Regions from separate parts of the Mus musculus genome. Here region 1 is linked to region 2. Evidence: chromatin loops called from intact Hi-C (ENCODE). Cell type or tissue: left cerebral cortex. All regions are shown on one strand. Links, peaks and the distances in the headings refer to the core of each region. The heading gives the core; the rest is flanking DNA. Region 1 holds the start of Ykt6 (YKT6 v-SNARE homolog (S. cerevisiae)). Region 2 holds the start of Ddx56 (DEAD box helicase 56).

Evidence for each region. Peaks named below come from ENCODE experiments on the same cell type or tissue, not always from the same donor. Only the 100,000 strongest peaks of a DNase experiment are listed, where the experiment ranks them.
Region 1: it touches region 2 in a loop (2.3-fold over the local background); 3 of 42 quality-filtered maps call a loop at or near these places.

The regions. Positions count from the first base shown.
Region 1 is chr11:5,949,951-5,966,214 of GRCm38, reverse strand. Ykt6 (YKT6 v-SNARE homolog (S. cerevisiae)) reads right to left here and starts at 10,457. Exons shown (of 7, transcript NM_019661.4): 1 at 10,211-10,457; 2 at 6,836-6,918; 3 at 4,927-5,027; 4 at 3,774-3,878; 5 at 3,457-3,522; 6 at 1,553-1,654; 7 at 1-206. The coding sequence starts at 10,314. The coding sequence ends at 171. It also overlaps a transcript of Gck not described here. In left cerebral cortex, for the core only: CTCF peaks have their summits at 7,278 and 10,942; DNase peaks (open chromatin) are centred at 5,975, 6,742, 10,490, 10,879 and 2 more places; H3K4me3 peaks cover 1,978 bases; H3K27ac peaks cover 4,106 bases.
Region 2 is chr11:6,254,644-6,270,907 of GRCm38, reverse strand. It overlaps Ddx56 (DEAD box helicase 56), which reads left to right and starts at 3,179. Exons shown (of 14, transcript NM_026538.3): 1 at 3,179-3,248; 2 at 3,329-3,490; 3 at 3,937-4,097; 4 at 4,226-4,396; 5 at 4,502-4,592; 6 at 5,152-5,396; 7 at 6,113-6,232; 8 at 6,671-6,784; 9 at 6,875-6,969; 10 at 8,172-8,245; 11 at 8,362-8,451; 12 at 9,187-9,292; 13 at 11,288-11,361; 14 at 11,650-13,363. The coding sequence starts at 3,189. The coding sequence ends at 11,727. It overlaps Tmed4 (transmembrane p24 trafficking protein 4), which reads left to right. Exons shown (of 5, transcript NM_134020.1): 5 at 1-194. In left cerebral cortex, for the core only: CTCF peaks have their summits at 9,025 (motif pointing right) and 10,886 (motif pointing right); a DNase peak (open chromatin) is centred at 9,034.

The sequences.
Region 1 (16,264 bases), core at 3,450-11,449, 300 kb after region 2:
CCACACATACGAACATCAATGTTCCCACCCTTAAAGCATCCCTCCATTCCTCTTGGGAACTTCAAAATAAAAGCAGCCAGTCTGCCTGGCTCCAGATCCTCTTCTAGACACTGCTTGTCGCCAGGGGCTGATGTGACGTGACGATCCAGCGCCTGCCTCCGTGGGCTACGTCACATGATTGCACAGCAAGAGTTTTGTTTCCGGGCCTTGAAAGAAGAAAAAGAGGAGGCTGAAGAGTACAAGGAGGGCTGGAAGGTGTGGGGAACGCAGCAATCAGACAGAGAAAGCAACACCAACCAGGGGAAGCCCTCAGGGCTGCAAAGGGAGCTGCCCACATGACCCGACGCTGCTTCTACTGCCAGGATAGGCTCCTTATGGTTTTTGTCGCACACTAATATTTTCAATAAATTAATATAGTTCCTACAATCAGACCATGTATAAGCAAAAGAAGCAATCGTGGAAATTGGATTGATGGAGTCTTTCAGCAGTGCTATCACTGCCTTGGCAGAGAAGTATGGTCTCTGCGCATGTCTGCAGCAAGCAGCTGCTACTGAACCGATTCTTGCTTTTTGGCCAAAGCCCACCCTTCTAACCCCACCTGATCATCTTCCTCCAACATTGCAACTCAACATAAATATGCATAGGCAGACTTATCTCTACTATTGTCCCACAGTGGGCCAAGAACACAATGTTGGGGCTAAGGTGATGGCTCAGAAGTTAAGAGCACTGGCTATGCCAGGCAGTGGTGGCTCACGCCTTTAATCCCAGCAGTTGGGAGGCAGAGGCAGGTGGATTTCTGAGTTCAAGGCCAGCCTGGTCTACAGAGTGAGTTCTAGGACAGCCATGGCTACACAGAGAAACCCTGTCTCCAAAAACCAAAAACCAAAAACAAAAACAAAAACAAAAAACCCCAAAAAGAGCACTGGCTGTTCTTCCAGAGGATCAGGGTTCAAAACTCAGCACCCACACGGCAGCTCACAACCACTTGTAACTCCAGTTCAGGGAATTCTATGTCCTCTTCTGGCCTCTGTGGGCAGTAAGCATTTATGTGGTGCACATACATACATGAGGCAAAATACCCATACATATTAAACAAAACAACAGAAATGTTCACAACTGGAAATTTACGTAATGCCTCGAGAGAAGCAGGCAGTCAGCAGGAGGTACCCTGCCAATGGAAGGAAAATGTATAGAGAACTAAGAATCACCTCAGAGACGTGAACTGCTGGTATCTTAAGGATTTATGCCCAAATGTTCTCCCACCAGAGGAATTAGGAAAACCCTGGTGACCAAAGCTGGAACCAATATGGGAAGTGGGTGGTAGCTCTGAAACCAGCAAGGCCTAGCCTTGGTCAAGCAGCAGGATGCCCCAGTGTACGCCGCTCGTCCCTGGAGCCGAAGCACTTGCTTTAGGTCCCCATATCCCAAGGAGTAGTACCCAAATCTCATCTTGGTTAAATAAAGGGCCAGCCCTCATAAAGAATGCTAGAGAAACTAGGTGCAGTGGCTGTGTAGACAGGGATGCCCTGGAGGGCCAGGCAGAGCTACTCACAGTTTTATAGAAGGCTTTCGACTGTGTTCCCAGCACTTCTGACTTGGATACCAGGTCATCAAGCTTCTCGCCTCGCTCTAACAAAGACTCCATGGTGTTGTGCTAGGCAAGAGAGAGAGAGAGAGAGAGAGAGAGAGAGAGGAGAACTCTTGGCTCTGTGCAGTGAAGTGTCTGCTGACAGCAGGCCCTCATGGAAGTTTAATGGCTAGAAGTGCCTCCTCTGGGCCCCTACCCAACAGACACAACAAGCACTGAGACCCAGGCCCAGAAGATACTCCAGTCAAGTCAACAGCACAGGACCCGGTGGCTTTCCCATAATTTTTCCCAGCACAGACTGAGATAAGCACTGCTCTAGGAAAGCTCACACAAAGCATGTTTGTATTGCACTTGTGTACTGTAAGCACACATGTGCAGAGAGGTTTCTGTGTGTCAAGAAAGACATATCTGAGTGCTCTGTGACCGTACCAGGATAACAATGGCTGTCTAAAATTCACATCCATCCAGAGCCTCTGAATGAAACTGTACTTGGAGATAAAGTCTCTGCAAGTGTCATACGCGTAAGAAGCAGTGGTGCAGGGTTAGGTGGCCTTAGTTACATAACCAGCATCTTCATAAAACTACAGATGCAGGCACAGAGAAGCCATGTGATGACACAGGAGAAACTAAGAAACAGTGAGAACTGCCAGCAACTTCCAGAAACCAGAGAAAGGCCTGGAACAGACATTATTCACATGGCCCCAAGAAGGAACCAGTCTGGCTCAAACTTCAACATCAAGCCCCAGCCTCCTACGAGGGAACACATGGCTGTTGTTTGGAGTCATACAGCTCATGATTAAGTCTGAGCATCCATAGGAGACTAGCATAGTGAGAAAGCTGTGTCATCTGACCCAGGAGCCACAGAGCTACCAAGCACTTGAGACAAGTCCTAATATGTGCTTCAAGTGCAAACATAACACATTTCAGAGACTCAGGCTCAGCATGCAGAAAACTTTATTAGGACTGGAGAGATGGCTGGCTCAGTGGCTAATCATACTGGTTGCTTTTCCAGAAGACCTGGGTTCAATTCTAGCACCCACATGGCAGTTCACAGTCATCTCTAACTCCAGTTCCAGGAGATCCAATGCCTTCTGCATTAAAAGGCACTGCATTTGTGCAGTGCTCAGATATAACATGTAGGCAAAATCACCCTTACATATAAAATAAAAAATTGTAAAAGGTAACACTGTATTAATGACTTTTTTATACTAAAGATGTGATGGAAAGATACTTGGACATTCGGATTAAATGAGTAACAGCAAATCTCAACTACTTTCCTTTTTGTCATTTAAAAATGTGACTCCTTCCAAATTCAGAGTTTACACACACATATCAAATACACAATAGGTTACACGCTCACTGACAGCACCGTGACAGGAAGCCTCGAGATGAGGTCTAGTCTGTCAGCACTACAATCTGCCTTGTGGAAACAGGAGGACAGAGATGGAGGCCCTCTGAGGAGCAGTCCTGCTGCCCGGTCCATTTCCTTTCCCAGACAGCCACTGCCAGGCAGCTAGCTGTCCACTGGTGTGAGTGATACCAACTGAGGAGTCAGCCACACTGTCCTTTACTCCTGTACATAACTGGGCAATTCATACAGCAGAAAACGTCAGCTCAAAGCTAGGGTACAGCTCACTGGCACAATGCTTACTAGGACCACACTGATTCCCAACCTGGTCCCCTCCAAGTAGAGGGCACTGTAAAGTAAGATGAGGTATACAGGGAGAGTGACAAAGTTGGTGGAGTGGCAGCCACCACTTCCTGAAGCATGCTGCGACTGTCATTACGTAGGAATGGACGCTGTGTTTGGTCAGCGCACATCCTCCTGTGCTTTGGCGTCATGTTTGCCCTCCACCCTTCCTGCTTACCAGAATGATTTTGGTCTCGTCCAGTTCGGCCTGCACTTTACTCATGGGATCAGCTTCTCGGGGGTTCTAGGAAACAAAACAAAGTCAAGGTTGAGACTGAAGTAGTTACCTATAAACAATGTTGAACTGAGGAAACTACCAATTCTCACAATAAAAAGGCACAGAACAGTGGACTCAAAACCTAGGGTTATCTGAAACGATTTCTCTGTGGTTCTCAAACAGACCATTCACCTGCGCATCAGCCCTGAGCTACCACGGGTGTGGACCTTTTCCAGGTCCCACAGCTTCTGGGACGTCTCTAGATGGTGTTTCTTTACCTGGTATTTACTAAGGTGATCGTCCAGGCCTGTGTACTGGATTGTAGCCGGGGATCCTACTGGCCAGTCTATTCTATCCACCTGCTTGGAGAATTCATCTAGTACCTGCAAAACAAAGGAGACGCAACATAGCTTCCACCCAACTTCCTAGTACCTTCGGTGAAGCACCTTCCCCGACAGCGCTCATCCCACATGAGACTCCAGGGCACCCCAGGATACACAGACATCCAATGGCAAGGGAACTCTCTAGGTTCAAGTTCCTCTTTTTGAATGTTTATCATTAAAATATATCTCAGTAGTCTAGAAGCAGATGTAAAGTGTGCCGAGTATTAGGTAAACTTCATCTGAGGATGCTAAAAGCATCCTCATTTTATACTAGCCCTCTAGTTTTCCAAAGTAACTCTTCAAGAAAGTGAGCTTACCAGGCAGTGGTGGCACTCAGGAGGCAGAAGCAGATAAAGGCCGAGTCTGAGGCCAGCCTGGTCTACAGAGTGAGTTCCTGGACAGCCAGGGCTACACAGAGAAACCCTGTCTCGAAAAACCAAAAAAGAAAAAGTGGGCTGGGTCTTTGGATGTGCCGAAAAGTGCTTCAGTGCTATGAGGGACAGGGCAGTGCTTTCTGTCTCAGGGTTTATAGTGAGAAGTCACTGGGTGCTAAACTCCATGGAGTGAATAGGGATTGTCGTGCTGCAACATGCCTTTAATCTCAGTACTCAGGAGACAAAGACAGGTGAAATTCTGAGTTTGAGGCCAACCTGGTCTACATTATGAATTCCAGGCTAAACAAGGATACACAGTAAGACCCTGTCTCAAAAACAAACAAATAAACAAACTGCAGGAAGCCAGTGGAGAAAGCTGTAGTGACTGCCTGCAGGAACAACAGGAAGAGAACCCGGAACCTTCAGCAGAAACACAGGCAGAGGCTGGCAGCAGTGGCCCTAATCCAGCAGCAGGACACAGGTGACCTGAAGGCCAGAGTCAGCCCCAAGGAGGAAATACACAGAGGCAGCATTTCAAATGTCTCCTGGCTTGGATAGACGGGATGGGGAAACCGTGGCTTCTGGAACATTCACCCCTCGTGCTTCAGACTCTGCACCCACCTGAGTTTGTCTCACACCTGACATCCCAGCCAATCTAGTCCAACAACACTCACCTTCTCCAGCAAGGTGAAGGCCACTCTGGAAGGGTATTCGCTGTCAGCAATGACCACACCTGCCAGACTGTCGCTCCGGACGTAGACATGGCAAAGATACTCTACGGAGACAAGAGATCTCACATAAGAGGAGGGCTTCAGACTGTTGTCAACCTGCCAATGCATCATAATGCTGGTTCTTGATTTCTAGTTCAAACAGAGCCACTCTGAACTATTCTGAATCTTAAATGCTCTGAGCGAGGTCTACGAGAAGGCTCTTTACCACAGTTCTATGGGCCACACCCAGGAGCTCTGACTATTTAATATCCTAGATCCCCTGATAGTATGTGTGTAGCAGGATCTAAATGAGCTGCCAGGGATGAAAAACACACCAAAGACAATTTCCCTAGGAGCAAGTCTAGATCACTGCCCAGGCCAGGTCTGGCTACGTCTTGGCAATTTATGGCCCTCCCCGGCTCCGTGCTGTTCCTAAATTGAGGGAATACCAGACAGGACAAGCTGCTTCTCCTTTCTTAAAATAATCTTGACAGGGTGGCTGAGTAGCAGAAAATGACTTCCTAGGGCTTCAACCCCCTGTAATAAGACAACACAGTTTGACCTTCTCTAGCCTGTGGTGGGTGGCTGGAGGAACTGTCTAGAGAAAGCCCAGATAGCCATGGATGAGGTCTCTGGGGTTATTGCACTAAAGCTGCCTTATGATTACAGAGGGGATGGTTTGCAGAAAAGCCTGAAAATAATCATAATCCACAGGACTGTTGATTTCCATCCCTTGAAAGGATTCAGAAATGACATGGCTAACCGCATCCCCAGAACAGAAGAACCTTGGATGAGAGCTTACAAAACCAACCTCTTGTTTATGGAGCTGACCCAGAAGATTCCAATGTTAAACAGAAAGAAAAACAAAAGAGGAAAAGAGTGTAAGTCCCTGGAATCCGAGAGAAGCAGAGATCAACAAGGACAGAGAGGGATGGGAATTACCATCTTATTTCATATACATTCCCAAATAAGAAGGATCCAAACATGGAGTCAGTTTCCATGGAAACTAAGAAGCTTGCCAGGGTGAGAAATGGTCCTTATGGGATAAAACTGTGAAGGGTAGACAGCAGGAAGGAGAGAACACTGATAGTCACGAGTCTTTTTCACTTCTATGGTAGTCACAGGACAGAAACTCTTCACAGAGAATATACAGCCAGTATACAGATCAGTGATCTATCATCAATTCAGGAACTCTATCCTGAGGCCACTGATTAGGACAGGTCATCTTTGTTTATGCTTCAAGAAATTCATGTAAGATCAAATTTGTCTGTGAAGTGTATCAGTCTGAAATAAATACTCCAACCTGATATCCAAAACCTGAATTATGAAATAAAGGAAAGATCCTGCTGAAAAAGAAAGAGAGAAAGAAAGGAAGGAAGGAAGAAAGAAAGAAAGAGAGAGAGAGAGAGAGAGAGAGAGAGAGAGAGAAAGAGAGAAAGAGAAAGAAAGAAAGGAAGGAAGGAAGGAAGGAAGGAAGGAAGGAAGGAAGAAAGAAAACAAATGTTAAGGAACACAGTATTACCTCAGTGCAAGCTAGAACCTTCTTCTGAAGGCTCTACTCTGGGAGGGAACGCAGGATGTGATGGCTGCTGCTGGACCAGAGAATCAGCGCCTATCACTATTCGGCCTGCCAGGCTGGGGCAGGTGGAGAGCCAGAGTCTAACGAGCAGTGAGTGTAAGCTGTCTAAGTGCAGTTGCACATCAGGGTGCAGCAAGTGTGGACTTCAACATTTGGTTTAGTGCTCTTTATGGATAGGAGAAGCAAGGCGAGGACATGCGGTAGCAGAGGAGCACAGGCCTGGGAGCAGTCACACGGCACGGGCAGCATGTGTGACAGCCAGGCCAGCACTCAGAGGGGCGGGAGTCCTCTTACCTTGTTCTTTGACAGAAGCTCTGCTGCCTTTCCCCGAGCGTTCCACAATCAGTTGACTTGTAAAGGTCATGAATTCCTGCACACTAGGAAATATAACACATATTTACAACCTTCTTTCGGTCACACTGTCCCCAACACAGTGGAAAGTGACCTCCGAGGTTCTCTTGGTTTTATTCATTCCCTCTTAACCTTAGAAACAGTATTAAACCCAATGTAAATGAACACGAAGGTATATAACACCATTCATGTCACACTTGCGTACAACAAACCAGCCAGGTTGTCTGAGAAATCTTCAGGCTACAGCTATCTTAACATTTCACTCAAAACATGATTTGGGGTCCAGTGAGATGGCTCTTTGGATAAAAGCACCTTCTGTCAAGCCAGGAAACCTGAGTTTGATCCCTGGAACCCACATGGTGGAAGAAGAGAAGTGACCCCTACAGGTTGTTCTCTGACTTCCATAGGCATCTCATGATACACTCGTACCCACACACAAGCACACAGAAAATAAAACTGTGATTGAAATCTTAACATGTCTGGGTTCTAGTGTCAAAACAGAAAGCACCTCCTGTTCGAATTTCCAAGAACCAGGATAAATAAAATACACTGCTCTAGAAAAACACTAGTGGTAAAAACTGTCAGGCAGAAAGAAGCATGCCTGCTAGTACTATGGCCACAGGACAGATCCTGGCTGGGAATGTCACAGACCTACTAGGTGAGAGCTAGCTCAGGTCTGCTGAAGCCCTGGACACTGTGGAGGAAATGGAAAGAAAGCCTAGTCAAGGTAGAAGTGGGAGTCACTCATATGAAGCTGCAATAGTGGTTTATCATGGGCCCAAAGAGAGGTACAAATCTGACCAGAATAAAAGAATTTATGGTCCAGCCAGAGGACAGGTGAGAAACCTTCAACTGGAGATGCATGATCAAGGGCAGCCAAGGCCATCAGTTCAAGGTTGATCATTTTTTGAGACGGGGTCTATGTGGCCCTGGCTGTTCTAGAACTCTCACATAGACCAGGCTGAGATTCACCTGCCTCTGCCTCCCAAGTGCTGGGACTAAAGGTGTGCACTACTGTGTCCAGCACTACAGTACTCTTAACTACAATATCTGAAGACCTAGCTCTGAGATTTCAAGTCTTACTAGGTGTCACCCAAATTACTGTGCTGACCTCGATAGTAAAATCAAGACTGGTGCGATAGTTATGAGTGAGTTAATATACACAAAGCAATTGAAACACTACCTGGCACATAATACACTACTATTATTATCATGAGGGAATGACATGATGAAAATAGTCAAAAATATTTCCTTTTTAATTCTCAAGAAAGCCTTTGCAATAAAACAAAAAAAGAGCTATCTAGAGCAAGATGACAGTCGTGTGATTGGGACTACTACTAGTGCACTAACTGTGAGAGACTTTAGTAATCACAGTGACATGAAAGGTAAGACTGCGGGGTCTCACTCAACTGGAACATGTGTCTCTCTGCTTCACTGCTAGTCATCTGACAGTAGATAACATCAGGGTGTCAAAGAATGAGATGATAGCATTGTGAAGCTCTGAGAATCCTCCATATAAACAGAGAGAGAGAAAAACGGAAAGATCCAGAGCCAAGTTGGCACCACAGGTTCCATCCCAGAAGAAGAACACCAAGCACAGAGCAGGGGCCAGGGCACACAGAGGAGAGGAGCAGGAAGAGCAAACGGAGCCAGAGATGACTCAACAATTCCACCTTCAGGGGTGCACACCACAGCAAATTGTAAGCTGTGTCTCTGTGTATCTGAGCATCCACGTGCCATCTGTGTGCAGCTGCATGTGTACGCAGGGAGTCTTTCCTCAGGAGCCATCCACCTTTGTTAGGATGAAGTTGGTTATGCGCTCACAGAGTAGGCTTGAGCAGGGGGCCAGTCATCGCGCCATGATCCCCAGCGGGTCAGTCATCAGGCGCCATGATCCCCAGCGGGTCAGTCATCAGGCGCCATGATCCCCAGCAGGTCAGTCATCAGGCGCCATGATCCCCAGCGGGTCAGTCATCAGGCGCCATGATCCCCAGCGGGTCAGTCATCAGGCGCCATGATCCCCAGCGGGTCAGTCATCAGGCCCTGAGCCCCATCACCTTGTCTCTGTTTCCCTAGCTTTGAAAGTACAAGCATGTGTCAGGACACCCAGAGGTTGGTTGGTTGGTTTGTTTGTTTTTCCTTTTGATGTATTTGGGATCAAACCCAGGCCCCTCATGCAGCAAGCAGTCTCCTGAATGAACTATTTCTCCACTCAAGCTACCTTCCAACCCCTTGGCAAACACTATTCACATAACTATAATCCACAGCAACTCATGTCCATCAGCGGATGGATACATAAACAAAACATAGTGTTTACATAAAACTCAATACTGTATATATTTTAAAGGGGAGAAAAATTTGGTATCTGCAGAAACATAGGTCAACCTTGGGGTCATTCTGCTTAGTAAAATCAGTGGGACACAAAAAGCCAACTACTATATATCCCACTTATATGAAGTCATTAGAACCATCAAAAGCTGAGACACAACCTGAACAAGCAGATTTCCCCAGACGTTGAGTCAAGATGACCACAGGTCCTACCCTGTTGGGCCCTTTTCCTTTTGTGTCTGAGTCACTCCCACAAGACTGGGTATCTGTGCAGCTTACAATTAAAGCACCCCACAATCCTTTACATGCCTACAAGCAATACAAATCCAGTGGTTCCTGCCTAGCTACCAGTGTGGACCCTTCCTGATAATCAAGGCCCAAACACTAAAAAGAATGAGTTTGACCCCTGACTCCCAATCCTTGAGGAATCAACGATTTTACTCATAAAAGAAACACCTCCATACAGAACTTCTGGAAAGAGCTTTGACCAGCGACTTTCACAAACTGTGGGCTGCAACCCCTTTGGCAAACCTCAATCTCCAAAAATACATATGCATAACAGTAGCAAAATTACAGTTATGAAGTAGCCACGAAAATAATTTTATGGTTGGGGGTGGGAGGGTTCCCTCAACATGAGAAACGGTACTAAAGGGTCGCAGCGCAAGGAAGGTGAGAACCACTGGCAACGACGAAATACAAAGGTTAAGACACCAAACACTGGTTAAATCACAGGGTGCGAGGCGTAGTCAACATACTTATTTCTGAGTCCGGAGATCCCAGATCAGAACAGTTGGCAGCGCGTCTGTAATCAATGGCCTTCCAATCTTTCTACAACTGGGCAATACCGCGTAGGGCAGAGCCCTTTCCCAGGGTTGCTAACGACTCCTCAGGTACAGCCTGCCGCCCGAGGGAGGCCAAAGCCGTGCTCGCCCTTCGAGAGACTCGACTCCCTGGACTCCGGGTCCAGCCACCCGGGCCCGGCCCACTTACCTGGACCTCTGGAAGAAACTAAAGGAAGACACGTCGTACGCGGCCTTGAGCAGCACCGCTTTCGGATCGCCTTTGTAAAGGACACTAAGGCTGTACAGCTTCATGGCGCCGCACCTTCGGGCCGCCGGCTGAGCCCCAGACCCGCTCCCAGGAGCGCGGCCACAGTCCCTCAGAACAGCGGCGGCCGCCTCCTGACGGGGCCCGGCCGGCTTCTTCCTCCTAGAGTAAGGCCCACTTCCGGTTCCGGTGGCGAGTTGCTCCAGCCGCTCCTCGGAGGCCCGAAGGCAGGGTACGCGCGTGCGCGGACGGGTAGCTAAGCGGCGGGGCGCGCCCGCGTCCGCCCGGGTCGGCGCCAGGAGGCTCGGTCTCCGCCTGCGTGGCAGTGCCTTGGCGCAGGTTCCCTTCCGGGCTGTCGCGCGGACCCTGGCTGCCGGTGGGGAGTGCTGTGCCGTACCATCGCTCTTTTTTCCCCATTCTGCTAGAAAAACAACCCGTAGCTGTCCCCACTCTATACTTTTGTTGCATTCTATGTGTAACAGCACCAGGCTACCCAACCTCTTCCCTGGGTGTCCCAAGTACAGACGACTAAAAGAAAGGCCCTTCATCCTTTCTCTTGCAATAATAAAAATCAGAAACGTCACTGGCTATGGCCACTCAGCTTGGACACACTTGTTCGACAAGCCAGGCGGCCAGAGGTGTCAGCTATATTCACCTGCACTGACACCATGGCTCCACAGGCGGCAGACGGAGAACCATTTCTGAAGAAAGCCTCTTTATCCAAAGTTGTACAAAATTACCAGGATAGTGACCTTGCAGAAAGAGATGTGGATTAAGAAAATTGATAGCAAGAAGCAGACCTTGGGCTTCCAATGTGAACAGCAAAATGCTTATCAAACTCCCTTACAGCCACTCTTGGCACCTCTTCCTGCTTTTCTCTGACTTTACCCAGCCTCCCTTGGTCCCAGGAAGTCTCATCTAGAGATATGCGAACTCCCCAAGCCAAGCTTGTTAATCAATTTCAAATGACATTGTTTTCCCCTGCGTTTCCCCAGCTGTTATCCAGCCTGAATTCGGTCCCAGTACTTCCGCACCGCAAAAGTTACCCCCCCCCCCCAATCTGTTGGACTCAAAAAATACCTTTTTTGTAGACATGTTGGTAAAAGTGATAAACTATCAAATTCCAAGTCCTGCTCATTGCAGATGTTTAACAATGACGACGATGGTTATTTGCACCATTACGTTAAATGACAGAAAGAAAGAAAGAAAGAAAGAAAGAAAGAAAGAAAGAAAGAAAGAAAGAGGAAGCAAGCCTCATGAGAGGCCGAAGGTGCCCTTGAGGCTGTTAGAAGCAGAGCTTTAAAGGGAGGCTAAAATCTGAGCAAGGTCTACAGATTAGATAAGAGCACTATATCTTTATTTCCAGCTTTCAGTCACTGACTGCCCTGACCTTATAAGAGAAGTCTCTGGTGCATGCATGCATGCACACTAACACACAGTAACATAAATAGATGAACACTATGTATACAACTTACTCCGAAGAGGTCATATGCATACATACCTACATGTAAGTATATCTACATCTATATATATCTATGAACACATATATATGTTTCTATACATGCTTGTATATGAACATATTATACATGTATTAAAGTTCTCTAAAGGAACAGAATTGATAGGACATATATATTAAGAGAGGACTTATTAGATTGGCTTCAGGATGCTGTGTGTGTAAGTAGTCCAACAGTGGCTGTCTCACACTGGAGAAGCATAGAGTCTGGTATTTAAGCAAACCACAAGACTGGATGTCTTAGCAAACTTAATCTTGTGCTGAAAGTCTGGTTGATTCCTAGAGAGATTGGTCTTCAGCCTACATTTGAATCCCTAAATTGGTTTAGGTGTAGAAATACTGCGGTGGCAGGGTAGGTGACCTAGCCAGGGAAGGCAAAAGCAAGCAAGCGACAAGCCAAGTTTCCTTCTTCCACATCCTTCCATATGAATTACCACCAGGAGGTGCTTGCTGCCCAGAGTTAAGGTGGGTCTTCCCGCTGCCTTTAATCTGCTCAAGCAAAGCGCTCACAGGACTGCCCAGCAGTTGATTCCAGATGCGGTCAAGTTCAAAAGCAAGGTTATTCATCACGATGCCAAAGACAGAGCAAATGCGGGGAAAAAAAGAAAAAAAGAAAAAAGATTAAGTGATGCAGATGGAGAGCGTCCAGAAATTTCTGTCCTTGTTCAAGAAACCTGAAAGTATGGGGAGAGAAAAGCTTGCAAAAATAATTCATTGACAAGACAAGCATAGCATCACTGGTGTGGGATGGTGGAGCTCTTATGTCCAGCCTCCCCGAGTCCTGAGATGTCAAAGAAAAGCCCTTTTGCAGAGCAGGAGAGATGGCTCAGTGGGTAAAGGCATCTGCTGCCGTGCCTGATGACCTAAGTTCGATCCTCTGGCCCCAATGGTGGAAGGAGAGATCCAAGTCCCACGTGCACACATGCACACAATAACATACACGTCAGCCCCCTGAATACTCATTCATATGCATGCATGCACACTAACACACAGTAATAATGTTATAGATGATATATATATTTATAATTAAAATGTTAAGGGTTTTTTTTTTCATGAGTGTTACTCTACGTTGTACCCGAGGAGGCCAGTAGAGGGCGTCAGATACTTAGATTCCTGGAATTAGAGTTCCACATGGTTATTAGCTGCCATGTAGGTGTTGGGAACCAAGCATAGAATCTGTAAGAGCAGCTAGTGCTCTTAACCACCAAGGCATCTCTCTAGATCCTAGTTTTTAAAAAGCTTCTTTGAAAACATATTTGTAATAACAGTGTCCATGATGAAAGACCCAGGTCCTATGACTTTGCCCAGTAGATACAGCAAACACCTACCTGCCTCTGAAGCTTTGCCATGCTCACAAGAGGTGTTCATCCCAGCTACACAGCAGAGCCCCTAAGAAATCAAGACGGTATTGAAAGGGATTGCCTGGGTAGTCAGATTTCTATGAGACCAGTTATCAAGCTTTAGGTGTGTGAATATCTACTTTGGTGCTAGGGCCTTGGTCATACTAAGTAAGTTTCCCCTTCACTGGGGTGTACCAGTTTACCCTGGACTGTCTAAGCAACAAGAAGGATAGACATGGCCTACCACAGATTTCATGTCTGCCACTGGCTATGTCAGAACATGTAGGAGCTTTTGGAATCAGTGAAACAGGTATTTTCAGACTGCCTTCCCTGCGTGGGGCTTTCCCGAAGCCATATTTTTCCTAGAGTCAGCCTTTCCCAGCTGAGGACAAGCTGTACTGGACAGATGCCAGCCACTTGAACTGGGAATACATGGTCATTTAGGCAGCTGGCTTATCTCATCCATGGTACTTGATGGCTTCGGGTCAGCACCTCACAGAAAGTTCAGACGGGAGGCTTCCGAGAAAACAGAGAAGCAGGCAGGAGATCCTGCAGGCAATCCTCCTGCTCCACAGCCTGCATGGACTTCCCTCAGCCTTAGTGCGTGTGGGTCCCATCTGAGAACATTGGTTATATGTTATTTTCAAACCGATCTGCCTTTAAGGAGTGGAAGAAAAAAACTGTGGTGTTTGGGCTACCTTTATGATAATGGCCTTTTCATCCTCCTAATAAATATTGCCAAGTAGGGTAGATTCTATACGAATGCTCTTAACCCATGGTATTAGCAAATCATGTAGGTGCTAATAATGAATACTGGATGCAGTCAGTACAGGGATATAAAATGGAATGTAAGAGCCTGTTGCTATGAATGGTTAGCTAACTAGATGTTGTACAAGAAATGTTGACGTTATGACGTGTGGAAACTTGGTATTGAAGATGTGGACTCGAAACTTTGTGGATTTTTTGATGCCATGATAAAAATGTGAAGAATACTGTTCCTTACCAAAAAGAAGAAGAAGAAGGAGAAGGAGGAGGAAGAGGAGGAGGAGGAAGAAGAGGGGGAGGAAGAAGAAGAGAAGGAGGAGGAAGAGGAGGAGGAGGAAGAAGAGGAGGAGGAGGAAGAAGAAGAGAAGGAGGAGGACTAGGAGGAGGAGGAGAAGAAGGAGAAGGGGAAGGAGAGAGTAGCCAGAACATTTGGGGTGCCATCAGAATACCAGATACTCCAGACATAGTCACAGAAGGACTGGTTTGTTTGTTAAATAGGTGCTTTGAAAAGTTTGTGGGGAAACCTGCAGTGAGATTGTGTGTCTTAGAAATGATAGGCAAGATTCATCCACAAGAATGCGACAAGATGGCTGCCTGAACAAGCCCTGAACATTAACAGCACCAGTAGACCTGCTTACACGGAAGAAAGCAATCTCATAGGCCCTCACCCCAAACAAAGACTACAGACAGCAGAGGAACTGGAGAGCAGGAGAAATTGGGTCTCCCTTTTATGAGCCCCCTAACTGGTTGTCAAATACTCAATGGTCAGCCCTGAAATCATATGCACAAAGTAATACTAGCGCAACTGAACAGATTGTAGCTGTGTGTGTGTGTGTAATGATAACAAAGAAGAAAAGGCCCCATGTTAGAGAGGGAGCAAGGTGGGCATGGAGGTATGGAAGGAGTTGGAAGGAGGGGTGAGAAGGGGAAAGTGATGTAATTATCTTTTAATTTATAAAAAAATAAAAAATGGGCTGGTGAGATGGCTCAGTGGGTAAGAGCACCCGACTGCTCTTCCGAAGGTCTGGAGTTCAAATCCCAGCAACCACATGGTGGCTCACAACCATCCGTAACGAGATCTGGCGCCCTCTTCTGGAGTGTCTGAAGACAGCTACAGTGTACTTACATATAATAAATAAATAAATCTTTTAAAAAAAATAAAAAATAAAATATTAGAATAAAATGTAGAGGAATATTTTTAATTTAACAACTTGGGTGTGGCAAAAGCTTTCTTCAACAAAAACTTAATCCCTCAGATAAGAAAAGACTAGAATCCACGACGTGGATAGATACTTCTGTATGATGCAAGACACTATTTATCAGGTTGTAACTTGAGCAGAACTTGAGTTGTAACTTGTTGGGAAACACAACACCCTTGGCAAACAAAAGATTACTAGATATTTTAGATGAAATATAAAAATACTTTCCACAACTGATAGGTAGGAAACAGTTCAATAGTAATATAATTATTGAACAAATAATCCTTAAAAGAAGAAATCCAGAGGAATAGCAAGTTAGGGGAAGAGAGGGTGTGTGTGTGTGTGTGTGCGCGCACATTTATAGCCAAAATAGATGATATACTTAAATGAACATGCCATTATAAAACCCATTATTTTGCATACAGTTTACATATGCTAATGAATACTTAAAAAAAAAACATTGGGATTGGAGAGAAATGGCTCAGTGGTTAAGAGTTCAATTCCCAGCAACCACATGATGGCTCACAACCATCTGTAATGGGATCTGATGCCTTCTTCTGGTATGTCTGAAGAAAGTGACAGTGTACTTATAATTATAAATAAATAAATCTTTAACCAAAAAACCCCCATAATTTCAACAACAGATATGTCCTGGTCTGAGGCTTCCAGGCATAGAAATAGAAACACACAGAGTGTGGAGCCAGTGCGGTTCAGGTCCGCCATTCCAGTTCAGGCTTCAGACCAAGAGAAAGGGAAAAGAAGAGACAAGCAACAAGAAGCTTCCTCCAGGCTGGCAGCCAAGCATGCCTTTCCTGTTCTTTTGGTTCTCAGATATAGAGGGCTCTGCTCCTTAGTGTGATAGGCACCAAGGCACTGACCTGGGAACTAAGCAGGTGGTAATGTCTACCAAGCTGGCAGTCACTGTGGTGACAGGGTGACAGAGTGGTCACCATGGTGACAGGAGTAGAGAGGCCTTTGGCAATCAGTCCCAGTTTTCTGCATGGTGGCTCTAATGAGACAATGGTCACCATAGAAACCACAGGCCCTCCCAGGAGCACAGAGGCCCTGACAGGAGACATCTACTCCACACCTGGTTGGAACAGAAGCACCGACTGTGACTGAGCCCAGAGAAGAAAGCTGAGGCGTGAGGGACAGAGAGTTACCTGTTGCCTCATTACTC
Region 2 (16,264 bases), core at 5,253-13,252:
TTTGAAGGTTCGTTTTTTGTTGGAACTCCGGATGTAGACTAGCCTAGCCTCAGATCCTCCGTGAGTATGCCTACCAAATGTTGTGATTAAAGAGGCAGGCGTCACCACACCTGATAAATATTTTCTTCAAGGGAACCAGAGTTTGGTTCTTTATGCAAATTTTTTCCCAATGAAATAAAACATAGTTAACTGTGTTTGATGTGAAATAATAGATTGTGGGTAGAGGTGAGGCCAAAAAAAAGGTTGTGGGGTGGGGGAAAGAAGGTTGCCGCCTCGACTGCTTACCTTTGGAGAAAACCTGGAGTGGACTTCAGTGGGCATTCGTGCTAAGTCACCCTCATCGGTAAAATACTGCAAAGAACTAACAACAACAGGTTAGTGTTGGCTCCTGAACAGTAAACCGCTCTGACTGAGCTTCAGTCACCCTCTTCTGTACGAGCCTCATGCAATTAGTTGCCTCTTCTTGATATTTTATTTCATAATTTTATTATATATTTATTTGGAATATTTATTAAATTTCTTTTTCTGACTTAATAGAACTAAATTCTCCCTTTGTTTTTTTTAAAAATTTTTTTGTGTGTAGGTACTCTACCATATATGCAAACATATTTTACACTTGGAGTATATGCAATTTTTTTTTTTTAAGTTTGTAAAGAGGAAGGCAAAAAAGTGAACAAAAGATTCTATATATCCCTCCTATTTTTATTCTGGATGGCCACTTAACCACCAGAAAACTTCCTCAGGTACTTAAAATACCTTTGTAGTTTTCTTCAGGTTAGAGTTAGTATTAGAAGTTAGATGTCAGAATTATTTTGTTTTTAGGTGATTGAGACAAGGTATTTATTATAGCTTTGGTGTAAACCAGGCTGGCCTTGAACTCACAGAAATCCACCTGCCTCTGCCTCTAGAGTGCTGGGATTAAAGGCGTGTGCCATCGCGCCCGGCTATTGTTTTTGAGAGTCCCGAGGTGGAGCTTGTGTTGGTCTTTAAGTCAGGGTCCTCCTGGCTCTGATCTTCGAGTGTTGGGGTTTTATTGTGTGGTAAGATGCCCAGAAATAAAGTGTCCTTTGGATGACTTAGATGTGTAGATCAACATGAGGTTTTGTTTTTTTTTTTTTGAGATAGGGTTTCTCTGTGTAGCCCAGGAACTCACTCTGTAGACCAGGCTGGCCTCGAACTCAGAAATCCGCCTGCCTCTGCCTCCCAAGTGCTGGGATTAAAGGTGTGTGCCACGACTGCCCGGCAACATGAGGCAACTTTTCTGCTCTGATGTCTCAAGAATTGTAGCCAGCAAAGTAGACTGGACCTGAGAGAGCGAGAGGCTAGAAAAGGCCAGGCCAGGCATCGATGGGTTTGTCCACAATAAACACATTGGAGCACCAAGCTCTGAACAAGCAAGTTTCTTTCCTGTTGATTCCTTTCCACCACACCCCCTATCCCCACCTTGGAAACAAACAGATTTCTGGCAGCATTCAGTTATGGCCAGATTCAGTCGTGTATGTGAGGGATATGGTAGGTAGGAAAATGACTGCCTCAAAGGTATTTCCATCCTAACTCCTGAAACTTGTGAATGCCATTCAGCATGGCCAAGATTGCTGACCAGATAACTTTAAAGTAGGGAGTTAGTCTAGATCAGTCATTCTCAACTTGTAGGCCATGACCCCTTTAGGGGTCAAATAACCCATTCACAGGGTCCACCTAAGACCAGCAGAAAAGACACATTTACATCATGATTCATAAGAGTAGCAAAATTACAGTTGTGAAATAGTAAAAATGATGTTCTGGATGGGGGTCACTTCAACGTGAGGAACTGTATTAAAGGGTAGCAGCATTGGGAAGGTTGAGAAGCACTGATCTAGATCATCAGTTTGAGCTCACTGCAGTCACAGGTGCCAGAGTCCAGCGTTTTGCAGTTAGGCTTCTAGCCCCACCTTAAGTCTCCCCCTTTTCCTCTCCTTTGCTGCTGATTGAGACTCTAAGGCATCATGCACGCTAGGGAAGTGCTCTACATTGATCCTGTTGCCCACTTAATGACCCCTTTTATTGGTCTTTTCCTTCAGCTCAGCCCCTCCTGTTATCAGGAGGGCTTTCCCTTTCTTAATAGGTGGTCACTATAAGACCCTGTTGGTAAATGTTTTTAGTCCCCACCAATCTCTTTTCTGTTATTGCCCTAACAATAGTTACAGCGCCCAGAAGAAATGGGCCTAAGGTCAACTGACACTTTTTTGGCTTTAGGTGTTTTAAGAGGTCCCAAGGAAGGGTGGTAGTGCATGCCTTTAATTCCAGCACTAGGGAGGCTGAGTCAAACCAGTCTGGTCTACCTACCAAGTTCCAGGCCAGCCACTACATAATGAGGCCATGTCTCAAAAAAACCAATCAATCAATCTTCCCCAGGCAGTGATGGCACATGCCTTTAATCTCAGCATTTGGGAGGCAGAGGCAGGCGGATTTCTGAGTTTGAAGCCAGCCTGGTCTACAGAGTGAGTTCCAGGACAGCCAGGGCCACACAGAGAAACCCTGTCTTGAAAAAAACAAACAAACAAACAAAAAAAAAAAAACAAAAAAAAAACAAAAACAGAAGAAAAAGTCCTAAGGACATTCCCTGGTAAGGAATTCTCAAAGAATGGGCCTTATTAACATGTGTAACAAAGTCTGATTTTCGTTTTCTGGGAAAGATGGTCCCAGGAAGGGTTCGAGTCAACTTGGCTCTTCTTCTAAGAGCTGTTAAGGATTGCACCGCGTGTTGGCAGTATTTGTGAAAATCTTCATAGTAGCTGAAGGCCTGATTTAACATTTATCTTAGGTTAGCAACTTGTGCCGCGATTTCTGCCCAGTGAGATTTGCCTCTGGTTACCCACAGAACCCTAATTCCTTTGCGCATGTGCCTAAGTGGCGGCTGCCTCCCTTTAGCCAAAACGCGGTCGATCCCAACCATAACCTAGCAAAGCCCTGCCCACGTCACTCTGTGGGTCAGGGAAGGCTGAGGCGCCAGAGAAGAGGCATCCACAATTCGGAGGGCGTTCAAGGGACAGCATTGCGGAACGCTCCTGCGCAGAGCCAGCACAAATTGGTAGCAACGTCGGACACCCAGGAGAAAGTACTTCCAGGAAGTGACGTACCTTCCAGAGCTGATTAGTTGTTGGTTTGTCCCGCCCTACGCGTGCGCACTGACAGCGTGGAGTCACGCCATGGAGGACCAAGAAGCGCTGGGTTTTGAACACATGGGCCTGGATCCCCGGCTCCTGCAGGTATGGGGTAGGCTGTGGAGCTGCTACCCGGTGTGCCGCTGTACTCCACGCCGCTTGAGCTGCGTCCTCTTCCTTCTTAGGCTGTCACCGATTTGGGCTGGTCGCGACCTACGTTGATCCAGGAAAAGGCCATTCCTCTGGCGCTGGAGGGGAAGGACCTCCTGGCCCGCGCCCGCACAGGCTCCGGGAAGACCGCAGCTTATGCTATTCCGATGCTTCAGTCGCTTCTCCACAAGAAGGCGGTGGGTAGCGAGAGGAGCAGTGAGTATGAGGCAGGACGCTCCAAAAGAATAGGGAATGAAGTGCCCGACTGTGCCAAGGTTCCTCCTATAGGTCCTGTGTCAGTGTTAGGCGGCCCATAGAGAACTTGGTCAATTTGCAGCTTAATCTCTGAGCTGGAGTTCAGGTTACTTGGCTCTCAACCCGGGCCTTGGTGCCACGACCGCCATCCTGTTGTAATTTTGAGTAACCTTTTATCTAGAGGGGGACTCATCAGCTCCGTAGTACGTTAAGTGATTTCAGCAAGTTCTAAATTTGAGTGCCTGGGAAAGCTCTGCCCCCTGTGCTGTGAGGTGGGCAGAATTAAGAGTTTATCAGGACACAGCTAGGTGGTTGTGTTGCAGTACATGGTTCTGACTGTTTGGGCGGACCCAGTACTTTGAACGGTCTTGAATTGGTGTTCTTACAGACAGGTCCTGTAATGGAGCAGGCTGTGAGAGGCCTTGTTCTTGTTCCTACCAAGGAGCTGGCACGGCAGGCCCAGGCCATGATCCAGCAACTGGCTGCCTACTGTGCTCGGGATGTGCGAGTGGCTAACGTCTCAGCTGCAGAAGACTCAGCTTCTCAGAGGTGGGTGAAACCTGCAGGCCTCCAAAGGGAGAACGCTTTGCAAGTGTGTGCCCTTGGTGGTGTGAGTGGCTAGCCTGGGCAGGTCTGCCAGGGCGAGGGTCTGGCTGCTAAATCCTTGCCACCTGCAGAGCTGTGTTGATGGAGAAGCCAGATGTGGTGGTGGGAACCCCATCCCGAGTGTTAAGCCACTTGCAGCAGAACACCTTGAAACTCCGGGACTCCCTAGAGCTGCTGGTGGTAGATGAAGCTGACCTTCTTTTTTCCTTTGGCTTTGAGGATGAACTCAAGAGTCTTCTCTGGTAAGGAAGAAACAGAAGTGGCTCCTAGACCTGCAAGGGTCTGGACTTGGGACTGGAGTGGAATGGGTGGGCTGGAGCCTGATCAAGCCCTGTTCTTTCTTTCAGTCACTTGCCTCGGATTTACCAGGCTTTTCTCATGTCGGCCACTTTCAATGAGGATGTACAAACTCTGAAGGAGCTGGTACTGCATAACCCGGTAAGTGGAGCATCTGGGACTGAGACCCAAGTCTCTGAACTTGTTGATCCTTCTCAGGAAACTTCTGGCGCTTGCGGGGGGACTATTTTTGTTAGGTATGTCTTTCCTAATTCTTAATCACTGAAAGGAAGTCACTTGAAGTCATTATATATTTATAGCTTTCCCTAGTCCAAACTGTGCTTTGCTTGGAAGTCACTTGGGGTCACGTTTCCAAAGGGAGCCAAATTCTAAGACCAGAGTTCCCCTTGTGTACATTTCAGTCTTCTACTTCCAGCCATTGTGCAGGCTTCTATTCTGTATCCTGTCTACTCCCAATGTTTGTCTTTGTGCTGTACACTGATGCTGTATGTATAGTTTGTTTCTAATACCACAATAGTTAGGGTACTTTTGAGTTCTTAGGTTACAGCCCTGAGGTGGGGTGGGGGATGGGGCAGTGGCTCACACACCAAAAACCCTTAAAGACATGTTCTATCCTGCACTAATGTAGTTGCTTTGGTTAGTGAGGCAGTGTCCACAGAACCACTTCTCTTTCCTGATCACAGGTCTGTCCTCTTCCTAGGTTACCCTCAAGTTACAGGAGTCCCAGCTGCCGGGGCCAGACCAGCTCCAGCAATTTCAGGTGGTCTGTGAGACAGAAGAGGACAAGTTCTTGCTGCTGTATGCCCTGCTCAAGCTGTCACTGATTCGGGGCAAAGCCTTGCTCTTTGTCAACACTCTAGAGAGGGGTTACCGGCTCCGTCTTTTCCTGGAACAGTTCAGCATTCCTTCCTGCGTGCTCAACGGAGAACTCCCACTGCGCTCCAGGTCCGCTGTGTCTGTCTTGATAAAGATAAGCTGAGAAGAAACATGGAAGGAGAACCCAGTTGGTTCTTTCCCCTTTTACGAGATGGGTTATGCTGTATTTGTAGTCCAAGTTAGCCTTGAATTTAGAGCAGTCCTCAGATTTCTAAGTGCTGAGATTAAATTTGTGGGCTGCCTCACACAGCTGGTCTTATTTCTTCTCCTCCCGCCTCTTTGCAGTGTGAGGGATTGAGCCCAGAGCCTTGTTCTTGCTAAGTAAGCACTCAACCACTCAGTTATACACCTAGATCCCTTTTCTGTTCTGTAACCACTTGCTAGGAGCTAGCCTCTCAGTATGATGACAACTCTGAAATAATTAGCTGCTGCTCCATTAAGGAAGAAAGGAAGGAAGGAAGGAAGGAAAATTACGAGTGTAGGTGTTTTATTGCCTGTGTGGTTTATGTGTCCTACGTGCGTAGCTGATGCATAGGGAGGCCATAAAGGGTGTTGGATCCCCTGACATTGGATTTACGGAGTATTAGTTGCCATGTGGGTGCTGGGACTAGGACCTGGGTCCTCTGGAGAGCAGCCGAGCGTTTAGTCCTTGAGCCATCTCTCCAGGTCAGTGCTGTAGTTTTCAGCTGAGGAGGCTGAGGTGCGGATCTGAGGATAATAAAGGAGGTAAAGAGAGAGGGAAGGAGGATGGTTAGGGTCAGGCTGGTCATCCCCTTGGATTGCAGGTGCCACATCATCTCACAGTTCAACCAAGGCTTGTATGATTGCGTCATAGCGACAGATGCTGAAATCTTGGGACCCCAAGTCAAAGGCAAACGTCGAGGCCGCGGGTCCAAAGGAAACAAGTGAGTCCACGGTTCTCTTTTTTCATCATTCCTCCGAGAGGACTGTTTTCAGCCTCTGTAAGACTGAGCCAAAGTGCATAGAGTGAGTGAGTTGTCAGACATTCTCGGTGGTTATACCTGGCAGTCCCACGGGCCCTTGCTTAGCTTCCTGGGCAGACATAGAGTAGAGGGTGATGCCCACATGTGCAGCACAGAGTGTCAGGGTCCCAGAGGCGGTTTATGGGTCAGTATGTTCTGCTATTGCCCAGGGCTAAGGTCAGGGCACAGGTTTGCCTGCATGTCAGAACTCCGGTCCACCCTCCAACACCCCAGCTCCTGGAGTGATTCTAATGTTTGGAGGTCTTTCAGCTTTGCTTAGAGGAGAGATGGCTTAGAGATATATGTGAGAACACATTCCCAGAGGGTGAGTATCTGTCTGATACCAGGTTATTTTCTCAGGGCCTCTGATCCAGAGTCAGGTGTGGCTCGGGGCATAGACTTCCACCACGTGTCTGCGGTCCTCAATTTTGACCTTCCTCCCACCGCAGAGGCTTATGTCCATCGAGCTGGCAGGTAGGAGGATGGGGCGTGGGGTGAGCTGGGGCGTGCGGAAGGACAGATCCTGTGGGCTAGTGGTACACGCTTGATCTTCTCCCTCTGCAGGACAGCTCGAGCCAACAACCCAGGCATAGTTCTGACCTTTGTGTTGCCCGCGGAACAGCCTTTCTTGGGAAAGATTGAGGACCTTCTGAGTGGAGGTAAGAGCCCGTGGTATGACTGCGAGTCTAGGAGCCGGGCTTCTCCCAGCTCACCTGGCGAGCAACTCCAGTGTCTAGTATGGTACTGCACATCTTTCATTGCAGAGCACAGGGGTGAGACAGGATGGCTGACTGACAGTTTGAGGCTAGGCTGGGATACATAGTAAGAACTTTTTTTTTTTTTTTCTATTTTTAAATCAAAGAATGGGGCTTGAGAGGTTGATCTGTGGCTGAACACTTGCTGCTCTTTCCTGTTTTTAAGATGTATGTATGTATGTATGTATGTATGTGAGTACACTGAAGCTGTCTTCAGACACACCAGAAGAGGGCACTGGATCCCATTACAGATGGTTGTGAGCCACCATGTGGGTACTGGGAATTGAACTCAGGACCTCTGGAAGAGCAGTCTTAACCTCTGAGCTGTCTCTCCAGCCCCACTTGCTGCTCTTTTAGAGGACCCAGGTTTAGTTCCTAGCACCTGTTTGACAGTTCACAGACATCTGTAACTCTAGCACCCTCTTGGCATCTGCAGGCACCAGGCATGTAGGCAGTATACATATGTGCATACAGGCAAAACACAAAAAAAGTAAAATAAATAAATCTTTTTCTAAATCCAAGACAAATGAGAGGAGGAAGCCTTATATATAGCAGGCTCCCAGCACTGGAGCCTGAGGTGGGAAGAGAGTTCTAGGTCAGCCCAGGCTACATAGCTAGTTGGAGGCCACCCTGGGTTATATAATGAGGCTCTGTGTAAAATGCTGAGAAACCTGGAGTGATAGCAGACTTCTACCACTGTCCATTATCATCTTTCCCCGATGACAGACACTATGTCCTTTCATATAGTGACTAAAGTAATACTCTGCCATGTTCACTGACTGCTTCATAGTCAGGAGTTAATTAAATACTCTGCTCTGTCTGGACTCAGTTGCTTTGAGTGGGTGACGTGTGCCCTGTTGCAGGCAGCAGCCATCATCATGAGGAGTCTTGTGGGTGGTGGGTTGTGAGCCTGAGGCTGATGACAGGCACACCGGGCTGAAGCACACACCCCTAACCTAAGTGTTTTGGGAGCTGCTTTTAGACTCAAAGACAGTGATGCTGAGTCTCATGGTACAGCCTCATTTCAGAGAAGAGGAGCAGGAGGCTACCAGGGGAAGGCCTTACATGGGCCCTGCCCTCAACCTTCACAACTGCCTTCTCCCCAGAGGGCGAGGCCCCCATCCTGCTTCCATACCAGTTCCAGATGGAGGAGATTGAAAGCTTTCGTTATCGCTGCAGGGTAAGCTTGACAAAGGTGGGGAGGAGGGATGTTGTGGAGTGAGCTGTGACCCAGGGATTATACCCCATCGATGAACACGCGGGTCTAAGGCCGTCTCACCCCTGGTCTACCCACAGGATGCCATGCGCTCAGTGACCAAGCAGGCCATTCGAGAGGCGAGACTGAAGGAGATCAAGGAGGAGCTTCTGCACTCAGAGAAGCTCAAGGTGAGGGCTTGGAGCTCAAGGTGAGAGCGGACAGCTGAATGGTTTGCTGGCCTTTGGCAGGGAGAGGTAGGAAACCAGTTGAAAGACAGCTGTCCTGCTGGGAGGGTGGTAGACACACTTCACAGTGTGCACTCGGTTAATTATAAATGAGCATACATAGTGTATGTGTGAACAACATTATTGGGAATACTATTAGAATCATTACAACATTATTTGGAAGCCCTGTAAGGTCCATACTAGGGTTCTTAGAATGTACAAGCCATACCTAGCTGTTACAAAGACATGGAAGAGTGTGGAGAGGCTGTTGGTGTTGATGAAGAACAGTCTGTAAGAAGATAACTAAGCTTAAGTGATTCAGAGTGCCTATGTTTGTGTCTTAGAGAAGTAAACAGACATGTCCTTGTACAGGGTATATCCTTGTACCCATTTTGGAGACTCTAGTCTAGCATCAGTGCGTGAATAAAGGCTCTAGCTGCCCCACATTGTGAAACTCTGGTGTGTGAGAAGGGACCTCCAGAGTAGACAGATTTCCTGGAGGTAGCATTGTCTGGATATGCTACAGCATGCAGTGCCTTGCTTGGCCAGCAGAGGGCAACTGTGCAAGCCATGAGAAGCTTGTCCTGGTTCGTCCTAGGCAGTTGCTGTCAAGGAGGATGAAGAACAAAGTGGTAGGCAAACTTCACTTCACTGTGACGCTTTTTGTGCATTTTAAATCTTGTGCTCTCTGTCCGTTAGACATACTTTGAAGACAACCCCAGAGACCTTCAGCTACTTCGCCATGATCTGCCCTTGCACCCGGCAGTGGTGAAGCCTCATTTGGGCCATGTCCCTGACTATTTGGGTGAGTGTGGCTGAGGGTCAGAAGTCTGGAGGACAGAGCCTCGCTCTTGGCCATCTTCCACCAGCTCCTGTGCTTGGTGCTGGGACAGCTTGTGTGTGAGGGCACTAGAGACCAGGCAGTTCAGAGTACGTGAGCACGAGCAACCATGCTCCATGTACCAGCTCGTGCAGCTGTGTTCCACCCGTCTATCTCATCATAACTGGGTTGCATTGTGGAGATGAGGAAACTGGTTGTGCAGAGTTGGTGGCATATTCCAGGGTTTGGTTGAGTAGGAAAATGAGCCAGTGACTGGCTTCCCGTGTTCTCAGGATGCTGAGCACATTTGAGGGAGAGTCCTGACTCAGGACCTTGTGCTGGGGAATACTCTAGATTGGCAGGCACCAAGCTGAAACCACTGTGGTTTGAGGGTAGGGGCAGATGAGGGGGGCACACGGTGCTGAGGGAGGGAAGGTATCTGTTCAAGCTAGCTGGTCCTTCACAACTCAGGAAGGCTCTGGGCTTTCCCTTTGGATGTGTAGTGTGGGGTATTTTTGGCAGTGAGTATCCCTGCCTTCCATGCTTACAATAAACAAAGAAGAGTTGATAAGACGGTGGCCGGCCAGTTAGCGTAGGCTCTCCATCATTCCTGATCCTACCTGCCTGTAATGGAGTCAGTTTGCTAATGTGATGTTGCTGCTTTGGAAGTGACAGAAGGGCTGGGCAGTTGTGGTACACGCCTTTAATGCTAACACCCAGGAGGCAGAGACGGGCAGATCTTTGTGAGTTTGAGGCCAGCCTGGTCTACAGATGGAGTTCTACAGCCACAAGGGCTATGTAGAAAAACCCTGTCTCAAAAAACCAAAACAAAACAAAACAGGTGACAGGAAGGTATGGGAGAGACATACCAGGGCCGACAAGGTTTGAGTGTGAAAGGGCCCAGGAAAGATGACACCAGACCTAGGGCTGCAGGCAGGCTTCTAAGGGATAGTGAGCTGGAGATGACCCCACCCTTGGTCTGTGTCAGAAATGCTAGGAGGCTCCCTTTGGCCTAAAGCACCTACTAAGAGCAAAGTCACTCACTAAGAGTGAGCCAGGAAGTTTGCAAGATCCGGGAAGGTCTGACATGTTAGATGTGGCCTATCCTGTTGAGGTGCCTGCTCTGAGGCTAGGCCCAAGATCTTGTGAAGTTGGGGTGGAATACAGAGGGAACGGGAGGAGCAGTAATAGGGACTAGAGAATTTGCAGTTCAGGAGCAGCACAAAGAGAACCCACCCTCTGACTTCTCTCTTTTTAAATGCCTCACCCTTGTAGGCGTTTCTTCCCTCCCTCCCTCCCTTTCTCTGTGCCGTGTACACACTCTGCTATGAATATGCCATAGCTTCTCTTGTTATGTGTGCTTTGCATTAAATGTAATCACTACAGACATGATTTAGACAGTGGGAGCCTATGGAACTAACTTTAATCTTCTGTTTGCGCACATATAACAAGTAATTGAGTATTGGATACTCTTCCCTTCAGCCCCCTCCCCCGGCCCCACTTTATGGGTTTTTGTTGTTGCTTTGTTTTTTAAGATTATTTATTATATGTAATACACTGTAGCTGTCTTGAGACACACCAGAAGAGGGCACCAGATCCCATTACAGATGGTTGTGAGCCACCATGTGGTTGCTGGGATTTGAATTCGGGATCTTCAGAAGAGCAGTCATTGCTCTTAACCACTGTGCCACTTTATGTTTTTTTGAGACAGGGTTTCTCTGTTTAGCCCTGGCAGTTCTGGAACTCACTCTATTGACCAGGCTGGCCTTGAACTCAAACCCTCCTGCCTCTGCCTCCTGATTACTGGGATTAAATGTGTGCACCACCACTGCTAGACTGAATTGGAGTCTGTGCTGTAAGTGTACAGAGTAATGCTGAGAAGGGAGTGGCCAGCACTGAAAGCCAGGTCTCACGCTATAGAGAGAACTGTGTAGCTGAAGTAGGGGTGAGGCCATCCCTGAGGCCCAGCATCTCTTCCAGTTCCTGCTGCTCTTCGTGGCCTTGTACATCCTCGAAAGAAACGGAGAAAGGTGCCCTTCTCTAGGAAGGCTAAGGTACGTCTCCCACGATGCCTGGCACAGAAGCAGTGCTCCTTCCCACCATGCCCTGCATCTTCAGCAGCTGAGGGAGGGATGGGACTCCCAGGAATGGGGGTGGGTTTGTGGTATTCGCACAGCTGCCTGAAGGCCCTGTGTCTGCCCACAGTAGCCTCCCTCACGTCTGCAGCAGCTAGCAGTTTCTGGCTTGTGGCACAGGGATTTGGTCAGGTGTCAGCACTGCTCATGTCTGTTGGGACCATCTGACTGATTCATCAAACTAACTTTCGACTTCTGCTCTTGTAGAAGGTGAAGGCCCAGAACCCACTGCGTGACTTTAAGCACAGGGGAAAGAAACCTAAGCCCGCAGCAAAGCCTTCTTGAGGTTGCCTGAGCCTGAGGACACTGAATTGGGCATCCTGGCCTGGATGGAGTGGGCTTTCTGCTCTGTTTGTGGGCACATTCTGGTGCTCAGTGTGTGGACAGACTGTACTTTGAGGAAGCAGCTTTGGACACCCCATCTCCTTGGTACTACTGGGCTGCCATTTTGTCCATTAGCAGAATAAAGATTCCAGCTGCCCCGGGCTGTGACCCTCTGGAATGTGGGAAAAGATTGCTTTCCCAAATCTCCGGAGTTGACAGAAAAGGTGGTGTTGTCTGGCTCTGCTGCTGCCTGCCTCAGTTGGCAAGCCAAGGCCAGGTGTCCTGGTTCTGCCGGTCCAGTGTTGGGCTGTGACTGACCCAGAGCCCTGTCTGTAGTTCCTGCAGTTCTACCACCCCAGATCAGCAGACCGAAGAGCTTGTGTTCTTCTAAGTCAGGGCATTCCTGACCATAAGCCCCTGGATCTCCCCAGCATACGCATGTTCACATTCAGAGGAAAACATCACTAAGCCCTGGGAGCCAAGGCAACTAGCGTCCCTTTTTGGATGAAAGATTGTGACAGTCTGTGTGTTTGTTTCAGAAGCACAAGTGGTAATATACGGAATGCACACCTACAAGACCCCTCCTCCATGTCCCAACCTGAGCACTGGCTGCAGGGGGCTTCAGAGGAGGTGATGCTCTGCATCCTCCCTCAGCATCCTCCTACCTGTCCTGTATACCAGTTACTCTCTGCCTGGCTGCTTGTCACTTGCTTATCAGGCATCGGAAGGCCAGGCTGGGGTAGAAGAGAAGTCAAGCCTGAAGTTCAGCTTTGGTTCTAGTCAGGGGGTGTGGCTGGAGGGACAGGGTGAGGCTTGGGGTTTCTGTGTCTTAACTCCAAGGGTCTCCAGGACGCTGGAGTATGTAGCCTGGGAAGACGGGGATTGTCAGTGGTAGATGTATTCCAGAGCCTCGAAGCCCACAGTGTCATGCTATCCTGTGCTCAGTTGTAGTGAGAAAAAGATGAAGAGTAGCCCTGGGGGCCAGGAAGATGGTTTGTAGATAAGTGTTTGCTGTGCAAGTAGTGAGGGCCTGGGTGTGCTTCCTCAGCACCCATGGAAAGACAGAGTGGCAGTCTGCATCTCCAACACCGTTGTGTGCCTTTAGGCAGGGAGGGAGTGCAAAAGGGCTTGCTGGCTAGGCAGTGTAGACAAAACAGGATGCTCTAGGTTCAGGGAAAGACTGGATCCTAAAAACTAAGATGGAGAGCAACAGAGAAGACCCACTGTGACCTCTGCATGCAGAACAGCATGCATCAGCATATGCAAAAACAGCAATTCCTGGCCTTTGCCGCCCTGCTTTGCTGACAGCCCTGGACAGTTCGGTGGACTGAGGTGGATGTTGGTCCATGCCTGCTGTTCCTGTGGTACTGTCTGATTCTGTCACTTTCCTTACCATGGTGAGGACATGTGCCCCAAACCACCTAGTTGTTAGGGTAGTTCAGTGGGGCTCAGCAGGTAAAGGTGTTTGCCTGTAAGGTGTGTGAACCAAGGCCAGTTCTTAGGACCCTCATGGTGGGAGGAAAGAAGAGATTCTCACAAGTTCTCTGACCACATATTTGCAATGGCTTTTGTGCTCCCATACCCCATAAATAAATTCAAAAGCAATCCAGTAAAGATGGGGTCACACAGCAGGTGGGGCGAGGTCAGGTTTGGAGCCTGGCCTGGTCAGCAGTACAGGGCTAGCTGTGTGGGTTGTTACTGCAGTAGCTGGCGACTGTTCTGGGACCTGCCGTTACTCAGGCCTACACTTTGGGATGAGATAACTTAGGCTGTGGAGAAAATGTTCCCTGTTTTCTGAGTCTAAGTAGGGAGAGTATGCAGAGCTTACTACCCTTAAGCTTGCTATTGATTCTTCGTAAGTTTCTCATCATGTACCCCAGTCCCACCCATCTCCTTGTCACCCCGACCCTTGCAGCCTCGTCGTCCCCCCCCCCCCAAAAAAAAAGAAACAAAGCATAGAAAACATTGAGGGAGCTGTAATGTCACAGTGCGTCCCACGGTTTACCCCTGTCCACACGTCTGCAATGGTCTGGTCTGGTTTAAGGCCTCTACCTTCTGTGACACTTTACTGAGTCCTTCCAGTTAGCCTGTGTGTCATGGAGATCCTGCAGCTCTGGGTCAGCAGGGCTGGCCATTTTATGAGCCCTGGCAGTTCACAAATGATGTAGATTTTTGAGGTGGGCCCGGGATCTGCATGGTCCTGAGCTGGCTCTCCCTTATCCACACCATCAGGGTGAGCTCTCTGGCTCTGCTCCAGCTAGGCTGCCCAGTGCCATCATCAGTAGGAGGCAGGGTCAGCTCTCCTGCTCTCGTGACCTTCGAGCCAGCTCCACTGTGCTGCCCAGTCAAGACTTAGCCCTTCCTTTCTAAGGTGCAACCTGTGAGGGGTTAGGCCAACTCTACCACTCTGGGGCTGGTTCACGCCCCAACCCCCACATGCCTTCCCCTTCAGGGCCAGCTCCACTGTGCTGCCCAGGCAAGACCCTGAGCCTGCTCTCCTGAGTGTTGCAGCTGGCAAGGGGCAGGGCCATCTGTCACAGGGGGCTGGCGGTGGAGAGTGGTTACCATTGCTGCGAGGAGGCATCATAACCAAAGCAACTTACTGAGGAAAGGGTTTCTTTTGTTCATAGTTCCTTATAAAGTTCATCATCAAAAGCAGTGAGGACAGGAACCCGAGTGCAGGAGCTGATGCAGAGGCTGTGGAGGCTGCTGCTTACTAGCTTGTCCCTATGCATTGCTCAAACTGCTTTCTTAGAGCACCCAGGACCACTGGCCAGGGCCTCACCCACAGTAGGCTGGGCCCTCCCATATCTATCACTAGATAAGAAAATGCCCTCTGATTCTGTTGTTATAGCTCCCTTTTCATTTCTGATTTTATTTTTTTTTATTTTTTAATTTTTTATTAGGTATTTAGCTCATTTACATTTCCAATGCTATACCAAAAGTCCCCCATACCCACTCACCCCTACTCCCCTACCCACCCACTCCCCCTTTTTGGCCCTGGCGTTCCCCTGTACTGGGGCATATAAAGTTTGCGTGTCCAATGGGCCTCTCTTTCCAGTGATGGCCGACTAGGCCATCTTTTGATACATATGCAGCTAGAGTCAAGAGCTCCAGGGTACTGGTTAGTTCATAATGTTCTGATTTTATTAATTAGGATACTGTCCCTGTGCCCTCTAGTGAGTCTGGCTAAGGGTTTATCTATCTTGTTGATTTTCTCAAAGAACCAGTTCCTAGTTTGGTTGATTCTTTGTATAGTTCTTTTTGTTCCACTTGGTTGATTTCAGTCCTGAGTTTGATTATTTCTTGCGTCTACTCCTCTTGGGTGAATTTGCTTCCTTTTGTTCTAAAGCTTTTAGGTGTGCTGTCAAGCTGCTAGTGTGTGCTCCAGTTTCTTTTTGGAGGCACTCAGGGCTATGAGTTTTCCTCTTAGGACTGCTTTCATTGTGTCCCATAAGTTTGGGTATGTTGTGTCTTCATTTCATTAAACTCTTGAAAGTCTTTAATTTTATTTCTTCTTTGAACAAGGTATCATTGAGTAGTGTTGTTCAGCTTCTACATGTATGTGGGCTTTCTATTATTTATGTTGTTATTGAAGATCAGCCTTAGTCTGTGGTGATCTGATAGGATACATGGGATTATTTCAATATTTTTTGTATGTGTTGAGGCCTATTTGGTGACCAATTATATGGTCAATTTTGGAGAAGGTACCATGAGGTGCTGAGAAGAAGGTATATCCTTTTGTTTTAGGATGAAATGTTCTATAGATATCTGTTAAATACATTTGTTTAATAACTTCTGTTAGTTTCACTGTGTCTCTGTTTAGTTTCTGTTTCCAGGATCTGTCCATTGATGAGAGTGGGATGTTGAAGTCTCCCACTATTATTGTATAATGTGTGCTTTGAGTTTTAGCAAAGTTTCTTTAATGAATGTGGATGCCCTTGCATTTGGAGCATGTTCAGAATTGAGATGTTCAGAATTGAGAGTTCATCATCTTAGACAAATGGATGGATCTGGAGGATATCATCCTAAGTGAGATAACCCATCACAAAAGGACACACACTGATATGCACTCACTGATAAGTGGATATTAGCCCATGTCTTAGTTAGGGTTTTACTGCTGTGCACAGTCACCATGACCAAGGCAAGTATAAAAACAACATTTAATTGGGGCCGGCTTGTAGTTTCAGAGGTTCAGTCCATTATCACCAAGGTGTGAGCATGGCAGTATCCAGGCAGGCATGGTGCAGGCAGAGCTGAGAGTTCTACATCTTCATCCAAAGGTTGCTAGTGGAAGACTGAAGCAACCAGGCATTACATTCTTATGCCCACACCCACAGTGACACACCTACTCCAACCAGGTCATACCTGTTCCAATAAGGCCACACCTCCAAATGGTGCCACTCCCTGCTCCAAGAATATACAAACCATCACAGCCCAGAAGCTCCGAATCCTTATTAGAAGGGGAACAAAATACCCATGGAAGGAGTTACAGAGA